2 separate regions of the Homo sapiens genome follow, and region 2 is linked to region 1. The links are chromatin loops, found by intact Hi-C in ENCODE. Cell type or tissue: thyroid gland. All regions are shown on one strand. Each heading gives the region's core, and the rest is flanking DNA. Links, peaks and the distances in the headings are about the cores only.

What was found. Peaks named below come from ENCODE experiments on the same cell type or tissue, not always from the same donor. Only the 100,000 strongest peaks of a DNase experiment are listed, where the experiment ranks them.
Region 2: a loop joins it to region 1, with 1.9 times the contacts of the local background. A loop is called at or near these places in 7 of 110 quality-filtered maps.

The regions. Positions count from the first base shown.
Region 1 is chr16:16,027,328-16,035,702 of GRCh38, reverse strand. It overlaps ABCC1 (ATP binding cassette subfamily C member 1 (ABCC1 blood group)), which reads right to left. Exons shown (of 31, transcript NM_004996.4): 6 at 2,533-2,594. Among named protein-coding and RNA genes, the nearest start is that of ABCC1, 82 kb to the right of the region's middle. In thyroid gland, for the core only: no CTCF peak of the experiment used is centred there; DNase peaks (open chromatin) are centred at 5,072, 6,221 and 7,616; H3K27ac peaks cover 6,460 bases.
Region 2 is chr16:16,083,529-16,091,903 of GRCh38, reverse strand. ABCC1 (ATP binding cassette subfamily C member 1 (ABCC1 blood group)) reads right to left here. Exons shown (of 31, transcript NM_004996.4): 17 at 8,362-8,375; 18 at 4,913-5,080; 19 at 1,316-1,499. Among named protein-coding and RNA genes, the nearest start is that of ABCC6, 140 kb to the left of the region's middle. In thyroid gland, for the core only: no CTCF peak of the experiment used is centred there; a DNase peak (open chromatin) is centred at 3,370; H3K27ac peaks cover 5,310 bases.

The DNA.
Region 1 (8,375 bases), core at 188-8,187:
GACAACATAGGGAGACTATCTCTACGAAAAGTAAAAATAAAAAAATTAGCCAGTCATGATGGCTCGCACCTGTAGTCCCAGCTACTCGGGAGGCTGAGGTGGCAGGATTGCTCAAGGCCAGGAGGTGGAGGCTGCAAAGAGCCGTCATTGTGTCACTGCACTCCAGCCTGGGCAACAGAGTCAGACCCTATAAAAAGAAAAAAAAAAAAATAGGCTGAAGGAAAAAATTAAAAAATAAAAAGGCTGACATGACAAAGCATTAGTAAGCATGAAATCTGGGTGATGAGATTATTGAGTTTTATTATATTAATCTTTCTATGTCACTCCATCCAGGCTGGAGTGTAATGGCGCCATCTCAGTGCACTGCAACCTCTGCCTCCTGTATTCTAGCAATTCTCCTGCCTCACCCTCCCAAGTAGCTGGGATTACAGGCGTGTGCTGCCCGGCTAATTTTTGTATTGTTAGTGGAGACAGGGTTTCACCATGTAGGCCAGGCTGGTCTCGAACTCCTGACCTCAGGTGATCCACCCACCTTGGCCTCTGAAAGTGCTAACATTACAGGCATGAGCCACCGTGCCCAGCAGACTAAACACTTTTATAATAAAAGGTAAAATACTTTCATGTTTTGTTCTAAAATAATTTCAAACTTATAGAAAAATTACTCAAATCATACTAAGAATTCACTCAACTCACCATTGTTAACACGTTGCCACGTTTGCAGTATCATTCTCTGTCTGTATCCATTGACATGCACACACAAACACACACACACATGCAAACACATCATCTTTTTCTGAACCACTTAAACAGTTAAAGGGCTGGCATGGTGGCTCACACCTGTAATCTCAGCACCTTGGGAGGCTGACGTGGGTGGATCACCTGAAGTCAGGAGTTTGAGACCAGCCTGGACAACACAGTGAAACTCCATCTCTACTAAAAATACAAAAATTAGCTGGATGTGGTGGCAGGTCCCTGTAATCCCAGCTACTCAGGAGGCTGAGACAGGAGAATCTCTTGAACCCAGGAAGCAGAGGTTGCAGAGAGCTGAGGTCCTGCCACTGCACTGCACCCTGGATGACAGAGCAAGACTCCATCTCAAAAAAAAAAAAAAAAAAAAAAAAAGTTAACATACAGCCTCTACATGCCTTTACCCAAGAAAAACTGGAGGTATTCTCTTCCAATCCAGGACATGCTCTTATGTAACTAGAGCACAATTTTCCAAAACAAGAATGAATGTTATTAGCATGCATCCGGGGTCCTGTAGTCATGAACAAATTACATCAACTGTCCCAGTGATGCTTTTTAATAGTAACTTGAAGAAATTATTTAAAACATCTAATTTTTTAAAACGATGTTTGTCATTAAGACAAGGATGAGACCGGGCATGGTGGTTCACGCCTGTAATCCCAGCACTCTGGAGGCTGAGGCGGGAGAATCACTTGAGCTCAGAAGCTGGAGACCAGCCTGGGCAACATGATGAAACCCCATCTCTACAGAAAGTACAAAAATCTGCTGGGCATGGGGGAGTGTGCCTGTAGCCCCAGCTACTCAGGAGGCTGAGGCAGGAGCATCACCTAAGCCCAGTAGATTGGGACTGCAGTGAGCTACAAGTGTGCCGCTGCACTCCAGCCTCAGCGACAGAGCGAAAGCCTGTCTCAAAAAAAAAAAAAAAAAAAAAAGATGATGCTTATTAGGGGCAAAAAAAGATTCTTCAAACAATCCCCACTAAGATGTTAACAACGGGCAGAAAAAGATATACAAAAAGAGGACCAGAAGGTAGCTGGGCATGGTGGCTCACACCTGTAATCCCAGCACTTTGGGAAGTCGATGCGGGTGGATCACCTGAGGTCAGGAGTTTCAAGACAAGCCTGGCCAACATGGCAAAACTCTGTCTCTACTAAAAATACAAAAAGTAGCCGGGCATGGTGGCGCAAGCCTGTAATCCCAGCTACCTGGGAGGCTGAGGCAGGAGAATCGCTTGAACCTGGGAGGCGGAGACTTGTAGTGAGCTGAGACTGACAGAGTAAGACTCCGTCTCAAAAAAAAAAGAAAGACGACCAGAAGAAGGCATACTAAAATGGTGACACTGGTTACCTCTAGATGTCTCCTGCACTGCTGATCTGCACATGTGGTTTTTTAACCCACACTTCCTGTGGTGAGACAGTATTATTTTTCTAAGGCGTGGGGGACAGGAGGGGGACAATGTCAATAATAACTATACCTAATATTTTAAAAACCCAAATCTGAAGCTAAAGCAAAAGCAGTCCAGCATATGGCTGTCCCAGGCAAAGCCTTCTGCAGAGGTGTCAGCTGCTCACGGCTCACGTGTTTATCACATTCAAGTTCACGGAACTGCCGGACAGAGTTGGTGTCTCTGAGACCACATGGCCAGCACAGGCAGATTCAAGACAACTCTGCAGAAGAGCAAAGGAGGGAGAAGTTGGGGAGGGGGAGCTGAGCATGTTCATTCGTTCATTCATTCATTCATTCACTCCCCACCACCTCCCTGAGGTCTGGGGGGCCTGGCCTTACCCTGTGATCCACCAGAAGGTGATCCTCGACAGGAAGGAAGCGCTGGACTCTGGGCAGGGATTCTAGTGGAAAGAAAGCACAGGTTTGGGAGGAAGAGGGAAAGGAATGATTTGACTTTTCATCCAGGTCAGAGCTTAGCAAGTAGTCAGCTGCTCACTCTTCCTTCCAGAGGACTAGCGTCAGCTCCACACCATTCTGCACCCCAAAAGGACCCTCTCCTAATAGCCAGGAGAAAGAAATTCATGGCAGCTCTTCCAGTTTCAATCAACGGAGTGTCTACCATGTGCAACCACAATACAACATGCTATAGACCTGCCTTGTCTTCTATCCCCACAACAACCCTAGGAGTTGGTGTTAACGTCATCCCTACTTCACTCATTCATTCAACAAATATTTTCTGAGCACCTACTATGTGCTAGGCATTCTACAAGGTACTACAGGGTTGCCTTATATCCCCACGACAACCTCATGAGCGGGTATTACTATTGTCCCCACTTTACTCATTCAGTCACTGAATATTTATTGACCATCTACTATGTGCTAGACACTCTACCAAGAGCTTATATACTTGCATTATTTTATATCCTCATGGAATTCTATAAACATGGTATTACTATTATCTCCACTTCATTCATTCGTTCATCCAACAAGTATTTCCTGAGCACAACCCTTGTGCCAAGCACCCTGCATACAAATCTAAACAAACAGAAATGACCCCTGCCTGTATGGAGCTTGTGGTCTACTGCAGTAATCATCAGTAATACCTGCCAAGATTCTCTACTATTAGTAGCTAGCTCTTTTCTAAGTGCTTTACACAAACTACCTTATTTAATCTTCATCCTCACCTCACAAGATAAATAAAAGTATTATATCATCCCTGTTTTGCAGTTAAAAGAAACTGGGCCTGTAATCCCAGCACTTTCGGAGACCGAGGCAGGCAGATCATGAGGTCAAGAGATCGAGACCATCCTAGCCAACATGGTGAAACCCTGTCTCTCCTAAAAATACAAAAATTAGCTGGATGTGGTGGCAGGCGCCTGTAGTTCCAGCTACTTGGGAGGCTGAGGCAAGAGAATCGCTTGAACCCAGGAGGCGGAGGTTGCAGTGAGCCATGATCGAACGACTGCACTACAGCCTGGCAACAGAGCAAGAGTGTCTCAAAATAAAAATAAAATAAAATTTAATTTAACTTAAAAACTGGGGACCAGAGATGAAAAGATTTGTTCAAGGTCCCACAGCTAAAAGCGGTGGAGTGAGGATGTGAGCCCCAAAGAGTCAGGCTCCAGAGAGAGACATGCATCAAATGATCACATGAACAAATGCAAAACTACAACTTCTGGGCCTTGATGTGTGTCCTGAAGGGAGAGAAATATTACCAATGAGACAAAGTAAGTGCATGGGGGCTGATCTGGTGTACGAAGGTCAGAGAAGGCGCCCCCGAGGCAGACAGTCAAGCTGGCACCTGAAGGGTGAGTAGATGAGAACTAAGTAACAAGGAAAGGCAACGCATTCCCAACAGACAGCAGTGTGTGCAAAGGCCCGGTGGTAGAAGAAAGCATGGTAGACTCCAGGAACCAAGAAGGGGCCTGAGTAGTCTACACTGGAGGCTGTGCACAGTCTACACTGCAGGCCACATATTTTGGTCTTCATTCTAAGGGCAATGGGAAGTACTGAGAGATTCTAAGCAAGCTATCAAAGAACTCATTTCCCAGAGAAATGAAGATGAGCCCCAAGTCAACAACATGCAGGCAAGGAAAGGGACCGATACAGAGCTCCTGGGATGACAGACAAAGCCTGGCTTTCAACATGGATGCATCCGGGTCTAAATTCTGAAACACAAGCTTTAGCAGCAGAGGGAAGAGAGGTCACCAGGCAGTAATGAAAGCTTTAGCCAAGGACTCCACTCAAAGTTCCAGCCTTGTGCAGATATAAGGCATTTACAGAGCCCGATAAGGTGGCATACTCTCGTCCAGTGGTTTTCCATTCAAGGCTGGGCGTGCTTTTTAAAAAATACTGTATCCTGGCTGGGTGTGGTGGCTCATGCCTGTAATCCCAGTACTTTGGGAGGCCAAGGCGGGCAGATCACTTGTGGTCAGGAGTTCGAGACCAGCCTAGGCAACATGATGAAACCTCGTCTCTACCAAAAATACAAAAAATTAGCTGGATGTGGTGGTGGGTGCCTGCAAGCTCAGCTACTCGGGAGGCTGAGGCAGAATTGCTTGAATCCATGAGGCGGAGGTTGCAGTAAGCTGAGATCGTGCCACTACACTCCAGCCTAGGGACCCTGTCTCAAACAAAATAAAAATAAAATTTAAAAAAATACTGTATCCGGGCCCTACCCGCACCAGGCAATCTGATTAAGCTGGTTCTGGGTGCGACTGGGGCACTGAAGCTTTGTTTTTGTTTTAAACTTCCAGATTTTTCTTGGAAAAGTGGCTGGGCAGGAAATATGCAAGGTAAGCCAAGAACATCTTGTCACACCGGACAACAAGGAAACTAAGCATGAACAGGATTGTTAAAAGGCTCAAGAGCCAAGCAGAAGTGGCCGCTGCAGGCTAAAAGAGGGACAATTTGAGCTTTGACAAGGAGAATAAGTACAACAGGCTGAAACATACCAAGCAAGGTTTTTGTTTTGTTTTGTTTTTTGAGATGGAGTCTTGCTCTGTCGCCCAGGCTGGAGTCCAGTGGCGTGATCTTGGCTCACTGCAAACTCCGCCTCCTGGGTTCAAGTGATCCTCCCGCCTCGGCCTCCTAAGTAGCTGGGATTACAAGCATCAGCCACCACACTGGGCTAATGTTTGTATCTTTAGTAGAGATGGGGTTTCACCATGTTGGTGAACAGGCTGGTCTCGAACTCCTGACTCAAGTGATCTGCCCACCGTGGCTTCCCAAAGTGGTGGGATTACAGGCTTGAGCCACTGCGCCCAGCCTTACATGTTTATGTACACAAATTTCATATTGACGCTGGAAATAAAGAGAAACATCTGATGTTGTCAGTGAACCAGGTCATTGTTTGAACGCAGAAAAAGCGGAAAGAAACAAGTATTTTCTCCACCTTTCCCAAATGTACTCATTTGGTTCACCAGGGTTGGAGAAGGCTTCCCTGAGGAAAACAGTCATTTATTCGATCACCACAGAGTGATCAGTGATCAAAGAAATGAAGGGGAAACTCTTTTCCATAAAAAAATCCCAGCTAAAACATAAAGAATGATATCATAGAAGAATGAGCCATTGTACAAACACAATGGATTACTGGAATATTTGATAATAATGAATTATTATTAAAGTTAGTATTACAGTCACATATACATGTTTTTTGTCAAGACAAGGTCTACCTATATTGATCAGGCTGGTCTCAAACTCCTGGGCTTAAGTGATCCTCCTGCCTCAGCTTCCCAAAGTGCTGGAATTACAGGCATGAGCCATCACATGCAGCCCAACAGTTACAGTTTTTAAAATTCTTATCTTTCAGATGTTATCATTAGAGAAAGTTGAGCAATGAACAACAGGAACTCTGTTATTTTTGCAACTTTTTGTGAGCCAAACTATTGCGAAATAAAAAGTCATTTAAAATAAACAAATCCATGTCCTTCAGAGATACATATTAAAACGTTCACCTATGCAATGCATGGTAAAGAGCTCATGGCAGCTGGGCGCAGTGGCTCACACTTGTAACCCCAACACTTTGGGAGGCTGAGGCGGGAGAACTGCTTTGAGTTCAGGAGTTCGAGACCAGTCTGGGCAACATGGCAAGACCCTGTCTCTACAAAAAATATAAAAATTGGCCGGACATGGTGGCACGTGCCTGTAGTCCCAGCTACTCAAGAGGCTGAGGCACGAGAATGGCTTGAACCCGGGAGGCAGAGGTTGCAGCAAGCTGAGATTGTGCCATCGCACTCCAGCCTGGGTAATAGTGAGACCCTGTCTCAAAAATAAATAAAAAGAAAAGAAAAAGAGCTCATGGTAGTTCATTATCCTAGGCTGTCTACTTTATGTTTCCATCATAAAAGGCTAAATAAAAAGCTCCTCCAGTGATTCAAATACACAGCCAGGGCTAAGGATCAGGCTCCGCTCTGGGGCTCGGAGGGGTGATGAAGTTCCCAGCCCTGCCTGTCCACTGGAATCACCTAAGGAGTTTGTTAAGTGCCAAGTGCCTAGGGCCCCAACCCAGACCAACTAAATCAGCACCTCCAGGGGGAGGACCCTGACAGCCACAGATCTTTAATAAGATCATCAGATGCAGCCGGTGCATTCCAGACCAACTGAAGCCGAGTTCAGATCAGACCGTGGACCCGGACAGACCTGGGTTCTAATCCCAGCCCTGCTATATTCTAGCTGATGACCTTGGGCAAGTCCCTTCACCTCCAAGCCTCAGTTTTTACACCTGGAAAATGGGAGTCGTTTGTCCTACTGCTTGCTCGACCTATCCCCCGGGACTGCCAGGAGGGACAAATGACATGAGGCCCATGGGACTGTGTCGTAAAGCGGAATTTCTCCAACCTAAGGCGTGGAGGTAGTGGTGTTTGCTTTGTAGGCTGGGTAGAAACACTGCATTGCAGGCTGGTTTTTCATCCGGAAGAGCTGACACCTTCCTGCCCACTCCCACAGTCGGCGGGTGGGTTATCAGGGAATTGCAAATCCATTTCACCTGCAGCCCAAGCCCTCTACCCACTGTGAAAGACCAAGGTGCTGGCTGGCAGAGAGAGGAGGAAGGGGTGGGGCACGGCTGTCAATGATTCATTTATTTATTGGTCAAATATATGGGCAGGACTTGCTTATAGGCCAGGATGTGGGTGAAGTGCCGCGGACGGAGCTGCAAACGAGACAGCGAGACCCCTGCCCCATTCAGCCTCCTGCCCTGGGGAAGATGGACAGTAAGTAAACCACGGTGCAAACAAATATATAATTACAATCAGAATTACAATCAGTGAGAGCTGCAACAAAGGAAAAAGGTCAGTCATTTGAGGCCCGATATCACCCCTTAATCACTGAGGGTTGAGGTAGGCAGAGGTTAACCAACCGTTTCTGGAAACGGCCAGCTGATAACAAAGGAACAAAGGAAAAGGAAGGCGGCAGGGGTGGAGGGGCAGCTTCTGTGTGAAGCAGTGCATAGCACGGGGCTAGCTGGCACGGCTCAATCCCAGCTTGCCATTTCCTAGCTGTGGGACCTTGGGTCAGTTCCTTGGTGGTGAAGATTAAATGAGATCAAACATGGTAAGTACTTAGAATAGTACCTGGCACAAAGTAACAGCCAAAGAAAGGGTAACATGAGTAGTAGTAGTAGTAATAATAATAGAAGCAGTGACAGTAGCCTCTGGTATATGGAAACATAAAACTGTACACCTTAAATATATTTTCGAGACAGGGTCTCGCTCTGTCACCCAGGCTGGAGCACGGTAGTGTAATCATAGCTCTTTGCAGCCTCGACCTCCCAGGTTCAAGTGATCCTCCCACCTCAGCCCCCCAGGTAGCTGGGACTACAGACGCACACCACAACACCCAGCTAATTTTTGTATTTTTTGTAGAGACAGAATTTCACTCTATTCCTTGAGCTAGTCTCGAACTCCTGAGCTCAAGTGATCCACCTGCCTCGGCCTCCCAAAGTCCTGGGATTATAGGCATGAACCACCGTGCCCAACCTATATACCATTTTTATTTGTCAATATACATCAATAAAGCTCAAGTGTTTGGGGGGGAAAAAACCCCAGTGGGTTCACAATACACCACTATACCAGATGCTTTATATATCAGAAGCATCTATGGCCCACAGACCAGCTATTTATAAATAAAGTTTCATTGGAACAGTCACACCCATTCATTTATGTATTATAAATGAGTATGGC
Region 2 (8,375 bases), core at 66-8,065, 56 kb before region 1:
TCTGCAGAGAAGGAGCTCCCACCCCAGGCAAAGGATGAGAAACTCAGAGACCAACTTGAGAACCAACCCTGCCAGCAGCTGCTGTGTATCCTGGGGCTGGTCACTTTGCCTCTCTGACACTCAGTGGCTTCCCAGGGCAGTTAGACCAAAACCCACCTGGAAGGCCCTGCAGGACAATCACTGTGCTGACCTCTTCTCCTGCCCCCCACGTCCTGGCACACCATGGTCTGGCCACACCACCCTTTTTGTTTTGTAAACAAATTGAGCTCATGCTGGTCCTGAGGCCTTTGTACTGGCTGTTCCCTCTGCCCACAACACTTCCCAGATCTTCTCCCTGCTGGCTCCTTCCCATGCCAATGCAACCTCCCCAGAGAGGGTTTCCCTATCCCCTGCCTGAGTTGCCACAATGACACCCATCACTCCTCAGCCCATGGCATTGTCTTTTTTGTTTCCCCTCCAAAGCACTTAATAGCATCTGAATTTTTTTTTTTTTTTTTTTGTAGAGTTGGGGTTTCAGTATGTTGGCCAGGCTGGTCTTGAATTCCTCCTGGCTTCAAGGGATCCACCCACCACGGCCTCCCAAAGTGCTGGGATTACAGGCGTGAGCCACTGTGCCTGGCAAATTTTTTGTATTTTTTGTAGAGATGAGGTTTCGCCATGCTACTGAGGATGGTCTCAAACTCCTGAGCTGGAGCGATCCTCCCACCTCAGCCTCTCTATGTGTTGGGATTACAAGTGCTGGGAACCACCACGTCTGGCCCTGCTGAACTGCTTTATGAGGGAGGAAAGTGAAGCTCAGATGGGTCTGAAGGGCAGGCCTCAGGTCACATAGCTGGGGAGATGAGCGGCCGGGGATTGAACCCAGACGTCACCAACCCGAGCCTGCCAGCTTAACTCCGTGCTTCACCTCACAACCCTCACATCTCTTGTGTCACGTATGTCCTCAGTTTCTCTCAGCCCCGAGAGCCAGGACTTTAATTACCATCATTCCCATTTTTGCCATAAGGACCCTGAAACTCATCAGGTCCAAGGTCATGTTCCAGGAAGGCGCTAGACCCTGCCCTGAGGTCAGCTGAGCTGAAGCCTGGTGCTCCCATCCCCTGGCCATAAAGCACCGAGACTCTCTCCCAGTTCAGCGCTGCAGGGACTAAGGTGGTTTTCCACATTGCTTCTTTAGGGGGCTCCATCCAGCTCCCACCCTCATGCCCTGAGGAGCCGCCTTCCCCAAGTGGCTGGTGGCAACCTCAAAGAGGCCAATGTGGCCCTTCAAGGTGCCAGACACCCTGAGTGGGTGGAACCCTGGGGCTGCCCCTACCGTTCTCCTCTGCATCCTGCTCCTGCTCTGTGCTGGCATAGGTACGCAGGAACTCAGCGAAGGCGCCGTCTCGAGCCAGCAGCTCCTGGTAGGAGCCCATCTCAGAGATCTTGCCGCCACTCATGACGATGATGACGTCCACCTGCGGCAAGTAGCTCATGCTGTGCGTGACCAAGATCCGCGTCTGTGGGCAAAGGGGACACCCGGCCACGTGAGTGCACATGTGTGAGACTGCCTAGCTTGGCAGAGTGAAGACTAAAGGAGGAATGAGCCGACGAACACCTGGTGGGCAAAACTCAGGTCTGAAGGTGGGACATGCACCCGCGATAACAGCATCCAGGAGCAGCTGAACCTGTGCACACGGTCCTGTAACATGCATGTGCAAAGGGCCTGCCACGCCTCAGGTGCTGAGCTAAAAGCTGGGGAAGGGGAAGGAAACAAAGACCCCTGCCCCAGATTCCAGGGCCGCAGGAGAAACGAACACTAGTAGAATAGTGCTTGCTGAATGGCAAAAACACAGCAAAAAGGGGAACGGGTGTACCAAGTGTGCGGGTTTTGCAATTTTAACAAAGGTAATGGGGAAGGTTATTTTTTAACAAAAACCTGAATGACAAGAGGTAGGGAGGGAACCATACAAGTGTGTAAAGGAATAAAAGGATGGTGCCACAGCAAAACAGTTTGTATGCAATGGCTTTTTTTTTTTTTTTTGAGACAGAGTTTCACTTTGTTGTCCAGGCTGGAGTGCAGTGGCACAGTCTCGGCTCACTGCAACCTCCGCCTCCCGGGTTCAAGCAATTCCCGTGCCTCAGCCTCCCTCCCGCGTAGCTGGGATTACATGCGCCCGCCACCACACCTGGCTGATTTTTTTGTTGTTGTATTTTAGTAGAGATGGCGTTTCACCATGTTGCCCAGGCTGGTCTCAAACTCCTGACCTCAGGCAATCTGCCTATCTTGGCCTCCCAAAGTTTTAGGATTACAGGTGTGAGCCGCTGCGCCCAGCCCAATGGCTTAATTTTTTTCTTCTTTTTTTTTTTTCTTTTTGAGATAGGGTCTCGCTCTGTCGCCCAGGCTGGAGTGCAGTGGTGCGACCTCGGCTCACCACAACCTATGCTTCCTGGGTTCAAGCGATTCTCCTGCCTCAGCCTCCCAAGTAGCTGGGACTACAGATACGTGCCACCATGCCCAGATAATTTTTGTATTTTTTGTCAAGACAGGGGTCTCATCATGTTGTCCAGGCTCATCTTGAACTCCTGAACTGAAGCGATCCATTCGCCCTTGGCTTACAAAAGTGCTGGGACTACAGGCATGCGCTACCGTGCCCAGCTCTGGCTTAATTTTTTTCTAAAACAACTCCCGCTGTCAGCCACCCCCAAAACCACTACAAAATATGCACATGCATACATTTTATCTGCAAATCTGAAAGTTTGGGAAGACATTCATCAAACTATTAATAGAAGTCAGCATATGTTTCCTTAAACAGCTAACGGTCAATCTTTTCAGCTTTATGGATCTTACAGTTGCCATGGCACCAACTCAGCCCTGCCGAGTTGAAGCAGCTGTAGACGATGCTTTAAAGAACAGGACACGTGCGGTGGCTCACACCTGTAATCCCAGCACTTTGGGAGGCCAAAACGGGAGGATTCCTTGAGGCCAAGAGTTTGAAACCAGCCTGGGAAACATAGTGAGACCTGTCTCCACAAAATAAAAATAAAAATAAATTAGCCAGGCATGGTGCTGCATGCCTGTGGTCCCAGGAGCTACTCAGAAGGCAGGAGGATTGATTCAGCCGAGGAGCTGGAGGCTACCATGCCATGACTGTGGCACTGCACTCCAGCCTGGACAACAGAGGAAAACCCTGTCTGCAGAAAAAAAAAGAAAAAAAATACATTGGCCATGTTCCAATAAAGTTTTATTTATGGACACTGATATCTAAATTTAATACGATTTTCAAATGTCATAAAATATTCTTCCTGTTTAGATTTCTTCTATTTAAAAATACACACATCATTCTTAGCTCAAGAGCCATATAAAAAGCAGGCAGTGGGCCAGATTTGCTAACCCTTGCTCTCTAAGAGAAGAATTAAAGATTAGGGATGCAGGATGAAGAGGGACTATTTTATTTACTTTATTTAGATATATTTTCTGAGACGGAGTCTCGCTCTGTTACCCAGGCTAGAGTGCAGTGGCGCAATCTCAGCTCACTGCAACCTCCACGTCCCGGGTTCAAGACATTCTCCGGCCTCAGCTTCCCGAGTAGCTGGGATTACAGCCATGCATCACCACACTCGGCTGATTTTTGTATTTTTAGTAGAGATGGGGTTTCACCATGTTGGCCAGGCTGGTCTCGAACTCCTGACCTCAGGTGATCCACTGGTCTAGGCCTCCAAAAGTGTTGGGATTACTCACCGTGCCCAGCTTTATTTACTTTATATACATGCACACACACACACACACACACACACACGCATACACACATATATTATAAGAAGATATCCATATTCTTGTACTTTTCAATTTTGTTACAATGGGCATGTATTACTTAGTAATTTTCAAAAATGTTTTGTACTATTTTAAAATATGTTTACACAGAATGTTAGTGGTATGTATGGGAACGATTACAAGAGGTCATGTAGCACGATGTTTCCTGTATATATACGTGGAACAAGATAACCCTATTTAAAAAGTTTATACACAGAGCAAAAAGACTTGAAAAAAATACAAAACCTCTAACCAGTGGAATGTGTGTAACTGCTTCCATTTTTCTTTTTCATGTTTTTCTTAATCTATATGCCCCCCATGGGGATGTGTTAGTTTTAAAATCAGCAGAAACAGCCGGGTGTGGTGGCTCACGCCTGTAATCCCAGCATTGCAGGAGACCCAGGCGGGCAGATCACTTGAGGTCAGGAGTTCGAGACCAGCCTGACCAACATGGTGAAACCTCGATTCTACTAAAAATAAAAAAAATTAGCCAGGCGTGGTGGTGGGCACCTGTAATCCCAGCTACTTGGGAGGCCAAAGCAGGAGAAGTGCTTGAACCCGAGATGCGGAGGTTGCAGTGAGCTGAGATCATGCCACTGCACTCCAGCCTGGGCAACAGTAGCGAAACTCCACCTCAAAAAAATAAAATCAGGGGGAGAAAAAAAAGAGCCAGTGTGTACCCATTACCACAACTGCCCTATAAAAAGAACACAGGAACTATTTCCTATTATGTTAAGGTGTTGTGGCAATTTTCCGACCCCTCTACCCACAGACACCTCTGCAAGTAAGAAAATGCAGCCTGCTAGGTCACAGGCAATGTCTTGGAGTGGGATTCCCCGCTAAGAAGCCAGCCCTGTGACTTAATCAGGAAGAGAGGCCTCCCTTGGCCATGGAGAGGCAATGAATTTAACTCTGCGCGGAGGACTTACCCCTATAAAGACAAGTACAAGACGGCTGTCTTAGGAAGGCTTCCAAGACAAGCATGAGAAATGTGTTCTTTAAAGTCCAATTAAAAACAAAGAAAGCCAGAGAAAGTAAAGGACTCCTAAAGGGGACACGTTCTGACTTAACCAAAGGGCGAGACGGCCCAACACCAAGCCCCACCCCGCCAGCAGGCACCTTGTTCTTCAGCATCCCCTTGGGGCCAATCACATTTTCAAAGATGTGTTTTCCCACATGGGCATCCACTGCTGAGAGGGGATCATCGAAGAGGTAAATGTCAGCGTTGGAGTACACGGCCCGGGCCAGGCTCACGCGCTGCTTCTGGCCCCCAGACAGGTTCACGCCCTGGGGAGAGACACACACAGGAGTGGGTTTCCTGGGAAATCTTGAGACTCACAATACGTAGAAGCAGGCCGAGTGTGGTGTGATCCCAGAACTTTGGGAGGCCAAGGTGGAAGGACTGCTTGAGACCAGGGGTTTGAGACCAGCCTGAGCAATATAGGGAGACCCTGTCTCTACAAAAAAAGAAAAGAAAAGAAAAGAAAAAATTAGCCAAGCCTGCTGATGTGCGCCTGTAGTTCCAGCTATTCAGGAGGCTGAGTGGGAAGATGGCTTGAGCCCAGGAGTTCCAGGCTGCAACGAGCTATGGCTGGGCCACTGCACTCCAGCCTGGGCGACAGAATGAGACCCTGTCTCTTTAAACAAGAAAGAAAGAAAGGCATAGAGCCTGCTCAGGACACAGCAGGTCCTGGGTGAAGGCCCTGCAGAGCTGCACCCACCTCCTCTTCTTTAAGTTTGATGCTGAAGGCATGAGGTCACGCCTGCACAAACCTGGAGCCAGGCCCCAGCTCCACCACCACCAAGGATGGGATCACAGGCACAGGGTTTAGCCCCACCTGTCAACTGGGCAAAAGAGAAAACCTGAATCTCCCGTGAGGTGCTGAGCAGGGCACGTGGTGCACAGCAAGTGCTCAGCAAAGGATGGCTGACGGCACCAAATCATGTTGACCAGTGGGAAGGCCGTGATCCCTTAGTCTCATGGAAGGCGCTGGTGGACGTGGTCATATTATTGTTACTGCTGCTGTTGGTGACAGCTGCCATGTTTGCCAGCTTACTCTGGATCTGTCACTGTCTGGCAAAGCCACATATAGGTGAAGCAAGGCTCCGGCCTGGGGATGCTGAAATCCAGCCCACATCCCAGTCACCAGGAGGAAGGACAATGCATGGACCAGCAGCAGCGCCAGCTCCCACCATGACAGATAAGCCAACGTCGTTTCCCTATTTGGCTGGAAATCACAGGTTACTGCCCAGTCCCTCCTGAGATGCCTGCCCTGACTCCCATGCACTGAGGTGGGGTCCTGGCAGCCACGTGCCTTCTTTTTGTTTTTGGAGACAGAATCTCACTCTGTCGCCCAGGCTGGAGTGCAGTGGCACAATCTCAGCTCACTGTAATCTCCGCTTCCCAGGTTCAAGCAATCCTCTCACCTCAGCCCCCTAAGTGGCTGGGACCACAGGTGCACGGCACCATGCCTGGCAACTTTTTGTATTTTTAGTAGAGGTGGGTTTTCACCATGTTGCCCAGGCTGGTCTCGAACTCCTGACCTCAGACAATCCTCCCACCTTGGTCTCCCAAAGTGCTGGGATTATAGGCGTGAGCTACCGCGCCCAGCCAATAATTCGTTTTTTATTTCCAAGGAGCTGCAGGCTTATCTCAATTTTTAAACATCATTCACCACGTAAGAAAGCCGACAGAGCCCCTGGCTTGTAACTAAAAACAGAAATGGGCCAGTGCTTTGCACTCTTGGTCTTCCAAGAGGGGACACACCAGACGACCACCATGGGGTGCCAGAGCAAAGTGGCCAGGCAAGCAGCAGGGGAGGCACCCCAGGCCTTGAAGGCTCAGACCAAGGTGTGGAGGTGGGCAGGGGCTGGGGGTTGCTGTGAAGCAGCAGGAAAACCTGGGAGATGGAGCACAGCAGGAGGGAGGGTCTGCAGTGGTGAGAGGCAGAGAATGGCCCTTTTAGAGATGACAAAATGAGCAGGTAACAACATGGACACAGGAACCATGCTCTCTGCAGCTCTGTGGCTGTGTGGCCTCAGGTAAGTCACTTGGCCTCTCTGTGCCTCCTTTTTCCTCAATGATTACCTAGGTATAACAACAAATTCCACCCATGGGCTTGCTGTGGGGAAGAATTACGTGTAAAATGTTTAGCATAGTTCCCAACATACAGAAAATACTCAAGTTATAGGCCGGGCGAGGTGGTTAACATCTGTAATCCCAGCATTGTGAGAGGCAGAGGCGGGCAGATCACCTGAGGCCAGGAGTTCAAGATCAGCATGGCCAACACAGCGAAATCCCATCTCTACTAAAAATACAGAAATTAGCTGTGCGTGGTGGCAGGGGCCTGTAGTCCCAGCTATTCAAGAGGCTGAGGGAGGAGAATCACTTGAACTCAGGAGGCAGAGGTTGAACCAAGAGTGAGCCACTACACTCTAGCCTGGGCGACAGAGAGAGACTCCATTTCAAAAAAAAAAAAAGAACTTTGAGAGGCTGAGGCCAGCCGATCACTTGAGGTCAGGAGTTAGACACCAACCTGGCCAACATGGTGAAACCCTGCCTCGAATAAAAATACAAAAATTAGCTGTGCGTGGTGGCAGGGGCCTGTAGTCCCAGCTATTCAAGAGGCTGAGGGAGGAGAATCACTTGAACTCAGGAGGCAGAGGTTGCAATGAGCCAAGAGTGAGCCACTACACTCTAGCCTGGGCGACAGAGAGAGACTCCATTTCAAAAAAAAAAAAGAACTTTGAGAGGCTGAGGCCAGCGGATCACTTGAGGTCAGGAGTTAGACACCAACCTGGCCAACATGGTGAAACCCTGCCTCGACTAAAAATACAAAAATTAGCCGAGTGTGGTGATATGCACCTGTAATTCCAGCCCCTCAGGAAGCTGAGGCAGGAGAATCACCTGAACGCGGGAGGCAGAGGTTGCAGTGAGCTGAGATCGTGCCACTGCACTCCAGCCTGGGCAAGAGAGCAAGACTCCATCTCAAAAATAAATAAATAAATAAAAAGAAAGAAAGAAAAGAAAGAGAAAATGCTCAGTAAGTGTTAGCTATTGTGCTATTTTCAGTATTATGGCTATCTTGACAGGGACTGTGAACATATGAATCATCGACTCCCCTCCTCCCAACAGCATGCCCTCTGTCATGTGACTCTGCAGTCATGTGACCACAAAGGTAGAATGTACTTCCTTCTTGGTCCCTTGCCTTTGAGCTTGGCCAAGTGACTTGCTTTGTGAGTAGAAGGGACAGTGTACTTTAAGGGACATTGCATGCTTTCTGGGGGGCCTATCTTGGGCCTCTGCTGCCACCATGAGAAGAGCCCCCCTTTGGAAAGCTGTGGACCCCTCACCCCGGTCCCCAGCAAAAGCTCTGTAAGTGAGACCTGAGCCACACCCACAGCCTGGACCCAAGTTCAGCTGGCCTGCAGCGTGCAGCAGAGCCGCCCAGCTGAGCCCTGCCGGGTCAGCTGATAGCAGCAGACTCACAGCCCACTGAGATTGTGAGAGCATTTGTTACGCGGCAACAGCTGACTGATTCAGGGGCCAACATCCAACCTATACTGACCTTCTCGCCAATCT